Regions from separate parts of the Homo sapiens genome. Here regions 2 and 3 are each linked to region 1. The links are chromatin contacts, found by Hi-C or POLR2A ChIA-PET in ENCODE. All regions are on one chromosome and are shown on one strand. The core of a region is the stretch at or near the end of the contact, and the rest is flanking DNA. Distances in the headings are between cores, read along the strand shown. Region 1 overlaps POC1B-DUSP6 (POC1B-DUSP6 readthrough). Region 2 overlaps POC1B-DUSP6 (POC1B-DUSP6 readthrough). Region 3 overlaps POC1B-DUSP6 (POC1B-DUSP6 readthrough).

Region 1 (5,166 bases), core at 1,308-3,807:
CATTCGCTTTGAATTAAATATCACACATTTATTCACTACCACTTAGTAACAGTCCCTGTATCTGATTTCAGTAGTTACAGTTGAAATCATACTTTTTGGAAATGGAGTCCAGAGAAACAAAATGATTTATTAATAACAATAATAGCCGGGTGCGGTGGCTCACGCCTGTAATCCCAGCACTTTGGGAGGCCGAGGCGGGTGGATCACGAGGTCAAGAGATCAAGACCATCCTGGCCAACATGGTGAAACCCCGTCTCTACTAAATATACAAAAAATTAGCCGGGCGTGGTAGCGGGTGCCTGTAGTCCCAGCTACTCGGGAGGCTGAGGCAGGAGAATGGCGTGAACCCGGGAGGCGGAGCTTGCACTGAGCCGAGATCGCGCCACTGCACTCCAGCCTGGGCGACACAGCGAGACTCCGTCTCAAAAAAAAAAAAAATAATAAAGAAAATAATAACAACAATAGCTACCATTTATTGATCACTTACTCCGTGACAGCTACTGTGCTAATCATTTCACAAATGCAGTTCACGTTATTATTTTCACCTTTTATGGTTAAGGAAACTAAGCTTTGTGAATACCTTCCCTGACAGTCGCACTGTTAGAAAATGGCATAGCCAGAATTTGCATCAAGTTTTTCTGGCTTATAAGACTGTCTACGTAACTGCTGAGCTATCTAACAACTGGCAGGTTATAGCAGTGCCCACTTAGCCCCAAATATCGAGTGTCTAAATGTTTGCCTATCCTATTTCTTCCAGCCCACCCGCCCTAGTTTTAACTGCTTTTGGCTTTAAGTGAAGCATAGAGCAATGTTTTAGAAAGAAACACTTCAATAAATGAAAATAAAAAATACTCATTTATTCAAGAACGAATTGTTGAGCTCCTCCTATGAGCCAGACAACGCACTAGGTGGAGAATCTAAAGATGACAACGCCTGCCTTTTGGGTAGGTTAAGTCATAGTGGAAGAGGCAGAGCTGCAACTGTATTGCAATCTCTGTTGTACCAGAGATAAGCACAGAATGCTGAGGAAGCACAACAGAAAAAGAATGAAGGGATACGCAAGCTGCCTTTTAAAGGATGAATAGGGGTTTTCCAGGAAGAGAAGAGTTATGTAGGGTGACAGGGAAAAAGCATGCTCAATATAAGTGGAATTGGGAAGGGAGAGGTGCTTCATCCCATAATGGTGAAAAGTTCAGCAGGGCTGAGGAAAAGATGCATGATTGTGGGGGAAGGGATAAAGAATGTAGAAAAGGAGGCATGCTCGGAAAATAACCTCGAAAAGGTAAGGATTGAGGACAGATGGTGGCAGTTTTAGAACACTATGTGAAAGACTTGGATATCTACAGTGTTAACTAGGCAGAGGCCAGACAGGTAATGTTTAGCAGTGGAGGGGGATGGAGACAATATGGAGTAGTGTATGTCTGCTTCACCCTGCCCTAGTTCATTGCTGCCATGGAGGAATACAGGCCCAATAGTTGCAGATCTTCTGATTTCTTAAGACAAGCCAGAGACCTAATTTAGTTAATATAAAATTTCCAACTTTTAAATGTCAGTAGGTAAATAAAAATTATTTTTTAAAAACTATGAGCCAAGCAAAACAGCTCAGCAGCTGGATTTGTGTTCATCCCACAGGCAAGTGGCTTGCTCTGTCTCTGGAAGCAATGAGTAGCACAAGTTTGTATTAAAATTCCAAAGCCTTAGTAAAGGACCCAGAGGTCCTATCAACTAAATAATCACATATTGTTAGAAAGGTAAAGCCTATCAACTTACCTTCTTTCCACATAGTAGTTTTTAAGTATATTCCATAATTATTGAATAAACAAAATCTTCCCTGAAATTATTTTCACATATTCCACTAAAGTTCACTAATTGAACTTCCTATTTTCTTCTGTACTATTTAAATAAACTAATCTTCAAGATTAAAATAAGAAATAATCTATTTGTAAATGAGATACAAACTAACCTTTGTTTTGTTAAAATAATTAATTGGGAGCCCATTACACTGAGGCAGCTCTAGCGCCCAGAGATCCTATGTAAGCAAACTGAAACCTAACTCAGAGTAAGTGGTCATATCCTAGGAAGACCATATTTAACAAATCAGAACCCACCAACTAATCTCCACCTAGAGACTTTAAGGCTGCTGTTCCACTTTAACCAATCCAAATATTTTCTGTCTTGCTTCCTCAAACACCTTATAAAAGTTTTCCCCTTGCACTCCCTTCAGGGGAGCCCAAACGGCTTGCAGTTTGGCAATGTCTGATTCGTGAGTCACTGTTGCTCAAATAAACTTTAAAAAAATTTAATGTGCCTCTGCTTAATAGATACATCAAGCAAATGAGAAGTTATCTTTTTTAAAAAAGTCTGTAAAACCTTTAACATCTACTATAACAACTTGTATAAGTCCAAGAGAAATATTTATGTGCAAGAAAATAATCCTATCTGTAGCAGCTAGGAAGACAGATATAGAGAAATCCTATTATATTCTATTTGGTTGAGCCATACTCACTAAGAAGGAAGTGATAGTATCAGATGATGTGGCTGAAGATTAATATGGCTCCTTTGGTGTTTTTCCCCTATCACAGATATCCTGAGGACTCACTCCTGCTCAGCCACTCACATCAAATTTAGTTTCTTGAAATGGGCTGCTGAGGCATTCTGCTCAGGAATTAATCATAGCTGAGAAGCTGCTTCAGGGGTGGAGGAAAAAAATCTGCAACTTATTGTTATCCTATATTCACACAATATACGCTGTGTGCCTACTACAAACTGGAAACCGTTCTCAGCTGTAAGATCCATCAATGCGGAGTTGCTTACCAGGGGAAGACATGTGTGAACTGATGTATGTGTCAGATGGTAATAAGTGCACTGGAGAAAATGAAGCCTGGCAAAGGGTCAGGGAGTGAATGGAGGGTCACTTGGGCAGTCAGGGAGGGCACTTCTGAACAGGTACCAGGTGAGCAAAGGTTGAATGTTTTAAGGCATTGATGCCTGAGGGCAGAAAGTTCTAGGCAGAGGAAATGTACAGATGCCCTCAGGAGGGAACACTTTGCTTCTTCAAAGGGTTGCAAAGAGGCCGCTATGGCCAGAGGGTGGTGAGTGAGGATTATTCAAGGAGAAGGAAAGGGAAGTTTAAAGAGGAGAAGTTGCGTCTTGGCCTTTTACTCTGGAATGGGAAGCCCTGAAGTGTTCTGTGCTGAAGAGCCACGTGCTTTGACTCAGGCTTTTCAAGAACCACTGTGGCCCGCTGTGCAAGGGTGACATCAGGGAGACCAGTCAGGAGGTGCTATGGTTTGGATATGGTTGTTTGGCCCCACCAAGTCTCATGTTGAAATCTGATCCCTACTGTTGGAGATGGGGCTTAAGGGGAGTTGTTTGGGTCATGGGGGTGGATCCCTCATGAATGGCTTGGTGCCCTCCTCGAAGTAGAGAGTGAGTTCTCAGTCTTAGTCCCTGTGAGAACTGACTGTTAAAAAGAACTTGGCACCACTCTCCCCTTTCCTTCCTCCTCTGTCACCATGTGCTGCTGGCTCTCCTTCACTTTCCACCATGAGTGAAAGCAGCTTGAAGCCCTCACTAGAAGCATCTGCACTATGCTTCTTGTGCAGTGTGCAGAACTATGAGCCAAATACACCTCTTTTCTTTATAAATTATCCAGCCTCAGGTATTCCTCTATAGCAACACAAAGGGAATAAGATAGGAGGCAACTGTAGTCTTCCAGCCAAGAGATTAGTGGCTTGGATCATGGTGGGAAATGAAGGTGGTAAGAAGTGGTCAGGTGTTTTCTACATTCTGACAAAATGTCCTGAAGGAATGAACTGTGGGGTGTGAAGAAGAATCAAAGAGGATTCCACGTCTTCAGCTTGAGCAACAGGAAGGAAAGCTGTCATTTTATTGACACATGCAAGTCCAGGAAAGAAGCTGCTAGTGATGCTGGCTGGGGTGCAGAGTTAGAGGTAGAGGGCAGAAAAATTGGTTTTGGACCTATCTAGAGATGCCTGTTAGAGTTCCAAGTGGAGACGCTGATCAGGCAGCTGGATATTCAAGTTAGGAAAGGGATGGGCTGGAATCTGATGAAGATGAAGGAGATTCCTCAAATGCTAAAAATAAATAAATAAATAAAGAGGGAAGTTAGAAAAATTGAGTCTGTTGAAAAAGTTTCAAGGCATCTGCATTTATATCATCACTATTTTTGTATCACTTATAAAGTTCTGTGATGACTGTAAAAACTATGTGGCAACATCAGGTTCTAAGAAGTGGCTACAGGTGGTTCCTAAAGTGTGGACCTCAGGCCAAAAGCATCAGCATCACCTATGAGATTGTTAGAGATGCAAATGATTGGGCCCCACCTGACCCATGGAGTCAGCTCTGGAGATAGGGCCCAGGAAACTGTTTTGACAAGCTCTCCAGAAGATTCGCACACACATTAAAGACTGAGTGAGCTGGATGATAAGATGTTTAGTACTTCCGGGTTTTAATCATTTAAAAAGAAAAGGAACAACTTTTTCTTTTAAAGCAGAAATGTCTTTATTGTTTGAAGCATGACAAAATAAAATTGATAGGACATTTCATTTCTTACTTAGTCTTCTCAATGGGGTTATAAAAATACAATGCCACTTAGTTTTTGTAAGCTCTTGAAAATGTCCAGAAGCTCACACTTAGTATGATATTAAAAGGCACTTATAACACACAATAAGATACTTAGAAACCCATCTCATAGATACAATTGAAATTTCTTTGAGAAAAATTTCTAAATATAGAAATAAATAGGACGGCACTATTTCTTCTTTTCCAAAACACAGAATAGCATTTTCCCCATGTTACCTATACACACCATAAATGTGGACACCTCCTCCCATTTTTGTTCTTGATACAGGTTGATAATCAAGCTGAAATTAATTTGCTTGCTTTTCTTCAATTTAATCTCAATTTGGTTTAAAATAAAGCAAAATTCTTAATTTGTATCCAGGATCTTTTAGAATACCTGGCTTATTTTCATTTTGTTTTAAATCACAATTCATTAAATAGGAAGATGATGATGCAAAAATTTTAAAAAGTACTTACTATTTAGCTGCCCAAATCACCCTAAGCAACAATATTTCTGAAGCATGTGTACATACATGTGTGTATATTTTTAAATATCACTTTTGTATCACTCTGACTTTTTAG
Region 2 (5,166 bases), core at 1,578-4,077, 42 kb before region 1:
GTTTCCACTTGATTCCTGTCACAGGCTCTACCTTGTATTCCAGTTCAAATAACTGGGCTTTGGCCTTTGTTCTTTCTTCTACATTCTGCCTCTAAGTTTCTCTAAGACTGGAATTTTGCCTTTCCTTATCAGTCCTTCCTAGAACTTCAGTCCCTCCCAGAACTTCAGTCCCCTCCTTGGCCCTGGGGCCTCACTCCAGGCTGCTTGATCCACTTATGGTTATTGCTTGCTGGGTTCACCTTCTTCTCCTTTCTGCAGGTGGAACACAGACTGATGACAACCACGTGCTGAGATCCCCTGTTACTGCCTAGACACAAATTGCTATCTAGGTCCTGTTTCACTGCCTGGCAGAACTGCCTTGCTACTTCTGGTTTGGCTCGCCATTGCCTGAATTCCTAAACTCCATTCTGAATATTACTAGTGAAAAATGCACGGCAGGGCGCAGTGGCTCATGCCTGTAACCCCAGCCCTTTGGGAGGCTGAGGCAGGTGACTCACCTGAGGTCAGGAGTTCGAGACCAGCCTGGCGAACATGGTGAAACCTCGTCTTTACTAAAAATACAAAAATTAGCCAGGCATGGTAGTGGGCACCTGTAATTCCAGCTACTCAGGAGGCTGAGGCATGAGAATTGCTTGAACCCGGGAGGCAGAAGTTGTAGTGAGCCGAGATCACACCACTGCACTCTAGCATGGGCTATATAGAGCGAGACTCAGTCTCAAAAAAAAAAAAAAAAAAAGAAAAATGTGCTACTTTGGTATTGAAATTAGCATCCAACATCAGCTTTTGGAGATACAGGTTATGCCATATACTTTGGTAAATTTCCCCCAAGCATTTAGACTTACAGAAGATATGCAGTAAAAGCTGTTGGAGTATATGCTACAAATGAGCCTTGGTGGTATGGTCCCAGGCCTTCCTGTGCTGATTAGCATTTTATGGCATGTATAATTTTCCTTAACATTGCTCAGGGGATTAGGACACTAGTCATATGCTGCCAGCCACAAGTTTTAAAAAACCAACTTAGGAATAAAATCACAACAGGAAATGAAGGCCATTTGGAAATTTGAGAACCCACATGTTCTCTATGTTATTTTCTTTTCTTATTTTTTTTTTTTTTTAGGAAGAGTTTCAAAGTTTCAACCTGTTTTAATGCTTGCCCATCTGGTTGTTTTATTAATGAAAACAGCAGCATCTTCTAATGCTCTTGTGTGAGGCAACAGTATTTTCCCAAAAAAATCACAGAAAAAACTTTGGGATTTGATGTACCATATTTTGTCTTTTACTTTTTTTCTTTGAAAAAATAAATCCCAACTGGAGATCATTTTAGAGAGAGTATGTGCTTAGAAATATTCAGTGAGTCATGCCTGGTGTTGTAGGTCTATTCCGGTGCGTGGGGTTTCCAGAACAATTACATAAGTGTTAGCATAGCCAGGAACTTTTGACATTTGTGGCAGCCTAATGGAGTTCTTTTCATCATTGAAAATATTCTAACTGTTGTTTCCTTAAATCTAAAATGCATAAAACTAGTGAAGCAGGATAAATTGATTCTGAGGCATTTCTATCCAGTATGCTTTGTTGGCAAAGAAACTGAAGAAAATTTACTTGAAATAAAATACAGGTGATCAAGCTGTTAACAAATACAGTGATCTAATCATCTGGCAGAAAGTGAGAGGATAAATTGTAAGTGAGACCTTTTTGTTTCTTCTCTTTCTTTTATCTATCAAGATTTCCAGCCCAGGCGTGGTGGCTCACACCTGTAATCCTAAGCACTGTGGGAGGCTGAGGCGCGTGGATTGCCCGAGCTCAGGAGCTTGAGACCAGTCTGGGGAACACGGTGAAACCCCGTCTCTACTAAAAATACAAAAAATTAGCCAGGCATGGTGGCTTGTGCCTGTAATCCAAGCTACTCAGGAGGCTGAGCTAGGAGAATCGTTTGAACCCAGGAGGCAGAGGTTGCCGTGAGCCAAGATCATGCCATTGCACTCCAGCCTGGGCAACAGAGCGAGACTCCGTCTCAAAAAAAAGAAAAAAAAAAAAGATTTCCTTTTCTTTTACAGCCTGACCATAGCATATTGTTTACTTGCACAACCCTACATAATGAGATTATTCAATCACATGTTTTTTAAAATTCGGGGATTCCAAAAGCTATTAGATCAATACCTTTCTTTAATCTTTCAAAAGATCACCAGGAAATAATGTGATATTCCACTACTACTAATTTGTTTGTTAAAATATATTTTTAAGTACCTGTGTTCCAAAGTATCTCCTAGTATGAGAAACTAGAGAAAGACCCAACCGAAGTCATTATCAATTAATTTTTTCTATCTCAAAGGTGAGCTCCCCAAATCCAGAGTTTAGGGGCTTTCTAGGGAGGGTGAAGTCCTTAGTTTTGTTTTTTTTTTTTTTTGAGACGGAGTCTCGCTCTATTGGCAGGCTGGAGTGCAGTGGCGTGATCTTGGCTCACTGCCACCTCCGCCTCCCGGATTCAAGCAATTCTCCTGCCTCAGGCTCCCGAGTAGCTGGGACTTCAGGTGTGTGCCACCACGCCTGGCTAATTTTTGTATTTTTAGTAGAGACGGGGTTTCACCATGTTGGCCAGGATGGTCTTGATCTCTTGACCTTGTGATCCGCCCGCCTCGGCCTCCCAAAGTGCTGGAATTACAGGCGTGAGTCACTGCGCCCGGCCGGAAGTCCTTAGTTCTTATAGATGATTGTTCAGTGTCTTGCACAATTTTGCTACTGCCTTATTTTCCTGCAGATAAGACATTGTAGTTATGGGTGTTACTGTATTTATTGGTTCAAAAGACATGGTGCAAAGGACAAGTAGGCCAAGCAGGCTCTGACTCATAGAGGTTGCTGCCTGCTTGTGCCCTGTGTGCGCCTTTTGAGTAAAGAGCACAGTCCACCAAGTCCAGCTCTGCATGCTCAAGTGCTATTGAATTCTTTCCACCTGACCACAAGTACTTGAGCACCTTTCCTCCATAGCAGAGCTGATAGCACAGAGCACACTGAGAATCCCTATAGGGAAGGTGTGGTGAGGCTGTGTGAACTGTGTGGGCTGTGGTCACGTAGTTGATCATGTAAGTGGGATCACAAACTTAGTAAGCATCCTGTGACACACCGTCATCATTAGAGTGTGCTTGTTGATGTTGGAGTACTATGTGCTATTCAGGACTATTTCCAAGAATTTAGTTGAATATATATCCTGGGCTGTAGGATACAGGATGAAAAGAGGATTTGGTGTCCCTGCCAAGTTTCCTAGATAATGCAGATAATTTCTTTTAGCAGGAAGTGACGTGTACATCTCAGGGCTGGGAAGGTGCAGTTATAGGAAATTAGCCTTAGCAAGAAACAAAATGCCAAAATCAAGACCAAGTGAGAACATAACTTCTAGACCAACAGAAAGGAAGTGAGGGGATCTGAGCTGCCCTGTTTTGTTTCTGAAAAACCACTCATCTTGCTCTTCTATATTCCTGACTTTCTCCATCCAGTAGGCACCAAGTCCAGCTAGCTCTGTCTCTTCTGATTTTGGAATCTGTCTTCCCTTCACCATCTCTCCAGTCATGGAGTTCAGTCTCTTACCATACTCACCTGGATTACTGCAATAGACACTAACTGGTCTCCCTGCTTTCAGTCTTCAACACCCCATATCTCACCAAAGGGATCTTTGTTGTCTGTCCATTGTTAAATGGTTGGGATTTATTGGGAGGATTTCTGTCTGCTCTCAGGATGGACCAGAAGTTTCAGAAATTGATAGAAATGGGTCGGGTAGGGATGGGTAGGGTTAGAACATTCAACCGTGTTGTCAGTGCCCTGCCCCAGAATGAATGCTCTTCCATCATTTCTCCATCTTTTCACCCTCTTTCTTCACTCCAGGGAGTGAACATTGTTCCAGCTTGGGTCAGGTGGCTGTTTGTTGGTGAGTAAGGGGTTCAGGGAACAGATTTAACAACTCAGCAGGCAATCCTTCAAAGGGAAATCAAGGTGGAATGGATACTGAGTTCTCAAAAATCAACATGTTCCCATGATATGTTGACTATAGAAGGGTCATCTAAGTGCAGTAGCAAATATAGTTTATAGTATTTACTCGAATGGCTTGTTAATTTATCTCTCTTCCTCAATAGACATTGAAGTCCCTGGAAGAAGAACCATGTCTTATTCATCTTTGTATGCCTGGCCTCTCATAGACACATACAATAAGTACTCATTGTATCAAAGAATGAATCAATGTTCCCGTAAGTGAAAGCTGTGTTTGGTCTAGTCTATATGCTTCCAGAACTACTTTATGGTCCCCCAGCCCCAGCCTTCAGTGACCCTGCTTCCTGAGCTAGAACTGCTCAACACTGACCTCAGCAGCAACGCACCTTCTGAGTCCACTCACCCTCTGGGTGCTCCTGAAGGGGCAGAGAGAGCCAAGCGGCTATATGTCAGATACAAGACCTCACTGTCTGCTTCCTTTCGTCCATCTCTTTTTTTTTTTTTTTTTTTTTTTTTTTGAGACAGAGTCTCACTCTGTCGCCCAGGCTGGAGTGCAGTGGCGCCATCTTGGCTCACTGCAGGCTCTGCCTCCCGGGTTCACGCCATTCTCCTGCCTCAGCCTCCTGAGTAGCTGGAACTACAGGCGCCCGCCACCACGCCCGGCTAATTTTTTTGTATTTTTAGTAGAGACGGGATTTCACCATGTTAGCCAGGATGGTCTCAATCTCCTAACCTCGTGATACACCTGCCTTGGCCTCCCAAAGTGCTGGGATTACAGGTGCGAGCCATCGTGCCCAGCCCTTTCGTCTATCTCTTATAGCACCATTTTAGCCTTCAGGGACTCCTAACATGCATTTGTTCCTGGAGTGCTTAGTAGTTGTGGATGAACTGATATCTATCTTACTTGGCAATGTAATAAAAGGAATGTGCTTTGACATCAGACAGAGTTGCAATATGAACACTTCAAGTACTAGCTGTGTGACTCTGGATACTTTTTTTTAACCTCTCGGGGTCTTTGGTTACACACAAGTCCAATGAAGATACTACAAGTGTAAATGAAATAATATATGCAAAGACACTTGTTATAACGCTTGGCATTTGACAGGTGTCCTGTGAATGTCAGCTCCCTTCTGCCTTTGTGGCTTATAGCAATAGGGGCATGAGGAAAATTTGCAGTGCTAGTATAGGTAA
Region 3 (5,166 bases), core at 1,388-3,887, 34 kb after region 1:
ACATTTGTAAATTAGTTACATTTAACCATTCCACATGTATATATACTTTAAAACATCATGTTATACATAAGAAATACATACAATTTTATGTCAATTAAACAATAAATAAATGAAAGAAAAAAGGGGAAACAATTCCCTAAATATAATACTACATTCCTAGACAAGCAACTCAAATTGGCAAGTTGGCAATTCTCAAATTATTTTATAAATCTAGTGCAATGGCAATCGACATTCCAATGGGATGGTTTTTTGAAACAGAATAATTTTAAAATTCATATGGATAAGTAATAGGCAAGAACATCCAGGAAAGTTTTGAAGGAAAAAACTGTACATTATATAATATTTTAAAGAAATATTCTAAATCTACAATGATTAAAAAGGTATGATAATGGATCAAGAACAAACAGATAATGGATCAAGAACAAATAGATCAAGAACAGAGCAATAAGACAGAAGAGAAAGTCTCCAAAGAGACACAAGTTCATATGAATTTAATGTTTAAAGAAGGTTATTCAAATCAGTGAAACAATACAAATTGAGGGTACTTTGTTAACTATAAATCTGTACCTCATACCTAAATTAATACATATGGATTTTAAGGTTTTATCATTAAAAATAAAACCTCAAGAAGAGTAGCTAAGATGTTTGGGGATTGATGAGGGAATTTCTTTGCATAGAATCCAAACAACAACAAAAAATAGTTTTAAAAAAGGTAATGCAGCTAAACCTATCAAAAATCAGAAACTAAATTCAAGGAGAAATGAGAAAAAAGGAAAACATATTTGTAGCACATGGCAAGAGGTAAATCTTCTTCTTTTTTTTTTTTTGAGATGGAGTCTTGCACTGTCGCCTGGGCTGGAGTGCAGTGGCACGATCTTGGCTCACTGCAACCTATGCCTCTAGGGTTCAAGCAATTCTCCTGCTTTAGTTTCTCAAGTAGCTGGGATTACAGGCAGCCACCACCATGCCCAGCTAACTTTTATATTTTTAGTAGAGACAGGGTTTCGCCATGTTGGCCAGGCTGGTCTCAAACTCCTGATCTTGTGATTTGCCTGCCTCGGCCTCCCAAAGTGTTGGGATTACAGGTGTGAGCCACCGCGCCCTGCCCAAGGTCAATCTTCTTAATTAAAATTACCTAAGGATCAATTTTAAAATGAACAATAGGAAAATGGGCAAAGTACACAAATACACAATCTTCAGAAATACAAATAAACAGCAATCATGAACACGTCAAAACTCACAAGTCACTAAAAAATGAAATAAACTTGATAACATCTTTTGCTTATTAAGCTGTTTTAAGGCTTTTAACATTTTAAATAATTAAAAATAAATAGAAAACCTTTAAAGGTTTTTGTCATGTTGATGTTGTTATTACAAACAGTATTGGAATAGGCATCCTTGAATAGAAATCTTTGTATGTATATCTTATTATTTCTTTAGGATGATTTACTATGTATCACTCAGGGTTCAGCAGAAAAACAAAGTACAGCCATTATTTTAACAGAGAGAATTTAATATAGGGAACTGGTTAAACAGATTTCTAAGTCTGTAAATGCTAAAAGGGAGCTCTGAGGTAAGCAGAGATATTAAATGTATGAAACTAGCTCCCTAGAGTTGGGGAACAAAGGCAAGAGATTGGATTATTAGAAACTAGACACTCAAGAGTTCCCTTGCTGAGAGCTGAGATGGTTTGTTCACAAGGAGGAAAGAGGAATGTTCATTAAAAAGACATTCTGAAAAGGAAAAGGAAATGCCTGGCATTCCTTCTCTATCTCCCCTTCAACTTAAAACAAACAACTCTATGTGCTTCAGAAAAATAATCCAAATAGATACATAAAAAGTATGAGAATGTTGCCACCATAAATACTAAGGCCCACCAAAATTCTGTAGTGATTTGGAAAGTAGGTTAAAAAGTACATATGATATAAAATATGAGCTTTGTAGTGGCCATCATGATCCTGAGTAAAAGAAAAACAAAATACTCTAGGAATTAACACAAAAAATAGAAAATCAAATTACACTAAAAAAAATCTTCCATTGCAAAAGTCAATTGAAGTCAATTTGACATTTAAGTGATGAGTTGGTTGGTTGGTTGGCTGAAAGCAACATAATTTTATTTATGTTTCAGGATATATGATTGTGTGGCCTGACAATCTCAGAAAGTAAAAGCAAAGAAATTGAAAGACATGGAAAGAACTAGGCCGGGACCAGCACTGGGCCTTAATAACCAGTTCACTGAGATGGTAAGGTTCTAAATCTTTAGAAGCCCTAATAATATGTTTTACATAGTGTGACAGCATAAAGCAGGAAGAACTGACTGAAAAATATGTGTTAGCAGACTTGCTGACTACTTTCACCAAATAATTAACTGTCAAGTGGCAAAATAAAGGAGCAAAGCCAATAGCTTCACTATCTATGCAGCACCAAATAACTCAAAACCAGATGGGTATAGATGTGCAGAACAGTTGAAAGCTAAGTTCACTATTTTCCGTGAAGCTCCAACAGCCCCACAAATGGCATTTAGCTCCGTAGTAAACCATCCTATAGGTCAGCAGGAAGCTCATTATGGGCTGACAGTCCAGGAGACAAGCACTTTTCAGGGAGCTACGGTAGTAATTTCCTGTGTGAAAAGCTCACTGCTGTTCTTGCATTCCTCAGGGTGCATTTCTTCTCATCTCAGAGGATGTTTCTCTTCCACAGGAAGAGGAAGGAACCAGTTGTTACTGGATGTGTGGGCTGAGAGCTGTCGGGCATTTTCAGCATGCCTCGGTCTCAGCTGTGGGAACTGGGGATGCAGCTTAGATTCCCAGGCCCGGGACAGTCGGTATTACTGCAGTAGTCCGGGGCGTCACAGTTTAGAAATACAGTATCTCAGCAAGTTGGAAGGCAGAAATAATACCTGGAACACCTCCAGTTCCCAGAAACGTGCTAATTTTCTAAAGGAAATTCTAAAAAGTATTTATTGGGCTCCCAAATAGCATGATTTATAAATCCTTTTGTAAATTTTCCTTTTTTTTTTCTGTCTTCACATTTTATACGGCAGAGTTCAAGTCCCAAATCACGTTTGTCAATAGGAGTAAGGACAAGTTTCACTGCATAAAGTATTCTTTAACTAGGACTATTTTTAAAAACTTTAAGAGTATCAAATTTTTGGTAAATTCATTAATATGTTTTCTTTCCTTGTGACTTTGAAACTTAAAGAGAAAGAAGGTCAAATTAGCATATTTGTCAGTATATCTTAAAAAAATTGGGACTTAGTGATTATTACTATTTTTATTAAAAAGCATATTTTATTTGAAGGGGGGGAAAAGAAGCCTCTGGCTTTCACTGTTAATCTTTTATTACGGTGATACTGTTAGTAAACTTTACAGCTATACAGATTATCTATCTTGAAAAAAAAATAAACCACGTTCCTTTAACAAACTAAAACACTTTAGCATTTTAGTTGTTTTATTTATTTTTTTACAATCCCAAATCAATTTTTTTTAAAAGGTCAGCCATCACATTCGCAACTGTTAGCAGTTTTTATAACATATGGGTCATGAAGTACTTCAAAAGCAAGGATCCAACTAATTTGCAAATAGTCTCTTTCCAGTCTCTAATATTTTCTCTCCTTTCTCTATTTTAAAGATTGTATCTGAAAAAATATTAATGTGTTTTCTGTTTCTAAATGGCAAGAGATCTTTGAAAATGTTGTGTTTTTCCTCATTTACTTGTTAGTTATCATGTATGTTCTGTTTTTTAAATGTCTTTGACAATTTAATTACGTCACTTAATTTCGAAGGGGAATGTTTTTAAATTGTTTCTCAAACCTTATAAAAATTCCTCTTTTACTCCAATTAAGCATCTTAGGGCTTAACATTTAACTTCTTGAGTTACCGAATAAAAAATTACTGTATCCACTTGACATTTACTATCATTTGCAGTTAAGATAAAAAGTCTCTTAACTCTTAAAGGAAGATAAATTGAGGGAGGCACCAGCTAGGGAGTCCAGAGACCTGGATCCTATAAATGCCTAAGTTCATTTCCTTTCATACCCTTAGAGCAGGGACAGGAGAAACATACCGCAGAGCCACTAAACCAGCACTTAAAGATACCATACAAATGTCTGTTTCCTAATGCTTAGGAAGCAGCCACAAAGTTATAGATAAATACACCTAGTTTCAGAAGTCATATGCCCTAAACTGACAAATCAAATGCCACCATATAAACTGCTGCAAAGTTTAAAAACTTTACATTGCGTATGACCATTTTACACTTTCAAAGTTGTAAGTTTTAGTTTTAAGACACTGAAGTTCACATACACTGTGTTCTTTTAGTCTTTCCAAATCTTTGCTTATATAAGCAGTTAGGAACTGAAATAACTCTGAACTAGTTACTCAATGTTGTCTAGTAACCAGGATGAACTGTTGCCACAACATTCATGGAAATATTCTCTCTGTGTCTGCAAGTTTATTCTTTGTGTGTCCATATATTTTGTCAGCACGTTAATATTTTTCAGATAGTATACACCATATGACAATCTCCATGAAAGTGTATAACCTTTTTCTTCCTAAAAATAGGCTGATGCAAAAAAACTTTCTGAAAGAGAATCCAATGCACTTTGCTAGAAAATAAAAATCTAAATGACATTTAGGAAGGGAGTGTGCTTCCCAAAGTCATGGAAATGGCAGAGTATCTCTTGCACTGATTCAGCCGATCACTTTTCTGATCCTAGAACAGAACACAGGAAAACCACGATTCTTTTTCTCTCATCAGCCCCTCTGCCAAAATGATGCAGAGCCAGGAGATATTCTCAGCTATCCTGAGATTACTCAAGGCTACATCTTACTGTCCCTGGGGAAGGGAGATAGGGAATCCCACAGCTGACATTCACTCTGTCAGGAAATCCTCTTGGCTCTGCCTTCAAAATACACCCAGAATCCGATCGCTTATCACCACCTCCTCTGCTACCTCCCTGGGTCAAGCCAGTATTGCCTCCCGTCTGAGTATTTCATTAGCTTCCTAATTAGTCTCTTTGTCCACCCCCATCAACATCCCCAGCCTGTCCTCTTACAGCAGGCAGAGTGAACCTGTTAAGACACAAGTCACGTCATGTCCCTCCTCTGCAGGAAACCCCCCAGTGGCTCCTATGTCACCTGCAATCTGGCCTTCCATCTATCACTG

Evidence for each region. Hi-C counts contacts between places; a loop is a spot of excess contacts on that map. ChIA-PET counts read pairs that join two places held with the same protein, here RNA polymerase II (POLR2A). Pooled maps may share reads with other maps.
Region 2: a loop to region 1 is called in a map of PC-3, with 2.9 times the contacts of the local background. The contact joins two enhancer-like sites. A Hi-C loop is called at or near these places in 2 of 168 maps with a recorded cell type or tissue (Caco-2 and PC-3) and 3 of 50 pooled maps. POLR2A ChIA-PET finds 5 or more read pairs at or near these places in 2 of 52 experiments (MCF 10A and WTC11).
Region 3: a map of IMR-90 shows a loop between it and region 1 (2.1-fold over the local background). The contact joins two enhancer-like sites. A Hi-C loop is called at or near these places in 3 of 168 maps with a recorded cell type or tissue (Calu3, IMR-90 and transverse colon), 1 of 37 single-sample maps with no recorded cell type and 6 of 50 pooled maps. POLR2A ChIA-PET finds 5 or more read pairs at or near these places in 4 of 52 experiments (BJ, CD4-positive, alpha-beta T cell, WTC11 and 1 more).

Annotation. Positions count from the first base shown.
Region 1 is chr12:89,415,219-89,420,384 of GRCh38, forward strand. The region is part of intron 9 of POC1B-DUSP6 (POC1B-DUSP6 readthrough); the gene reads right to left. All of the region lies in intron 1 of LOC124902981 (a long non-coding RNA gene), which reads left to right. It overlaps POC1B (POC1 centriolar protein B), which reads right to left. Exons shown (of 12, transcript NM_172240.3): 12 at 4,500-5,166. Among named protein-coding and RNA genes, the nearest start is that of DUSP6, 65 kb to the left of the region's middle. Within about 2 kb of position 2,558, at least 4 of the 41 ENCODE cell types and tissues checked have a DNase peak (open chromatin) inside an H3K27ac peak, as active enhancers do; they include IMR-90 and PC-3, where a contact is called at or near this core.
Region 2 is chr12:89,372,969-89,378,134 of GRCh38, forward strand. All of the region lies in intron 9 of POC1B-DUSP6 (POC1B-DUSP6 readthrough), which reads right to left. Among named protein-coding and RNA genes, the nearest start is that of DUSP6, 23 kb to the left of the region's middle. Within about 2 kb of position 2,828, at least 13 of the 41 ENCODE cell types and tissues checked have a DNase peak (open chromatin) inside an H3K27ac peak, as active enhancers do; they include PC-3, where a contact is called at or near this core.
Region 3 is chr12:89,449,399-89,454,564 of GRCh38, forward strand. The region is part of intron 9 of POC1B-DUSP6 (POC1B-DUSP6 readthrough); the gene reads right to left. All of the region lies in intron 10 of POC1B (POC1 centriolar protein B), which reads right to left. LOC105369889 (a long non-coding RNA gene) reads left to right here. Exons shown (of 4, transcript NR_189732.1): 3 at 2,129-2,243; 4 at 2,659-2,757. Among named protein-coding and RNA genes, the nearest start is that of GALNT4, 73 kb to the right of the region's middle. Within about 2 kb of position 2,638, at least 16 of the 41 ENCODE cell types and tissues checked have a DNase peak (open chromatin) inside an H3K27ac peak, as active enhancers do; they include IMR-90, where a contact is called at or near this core.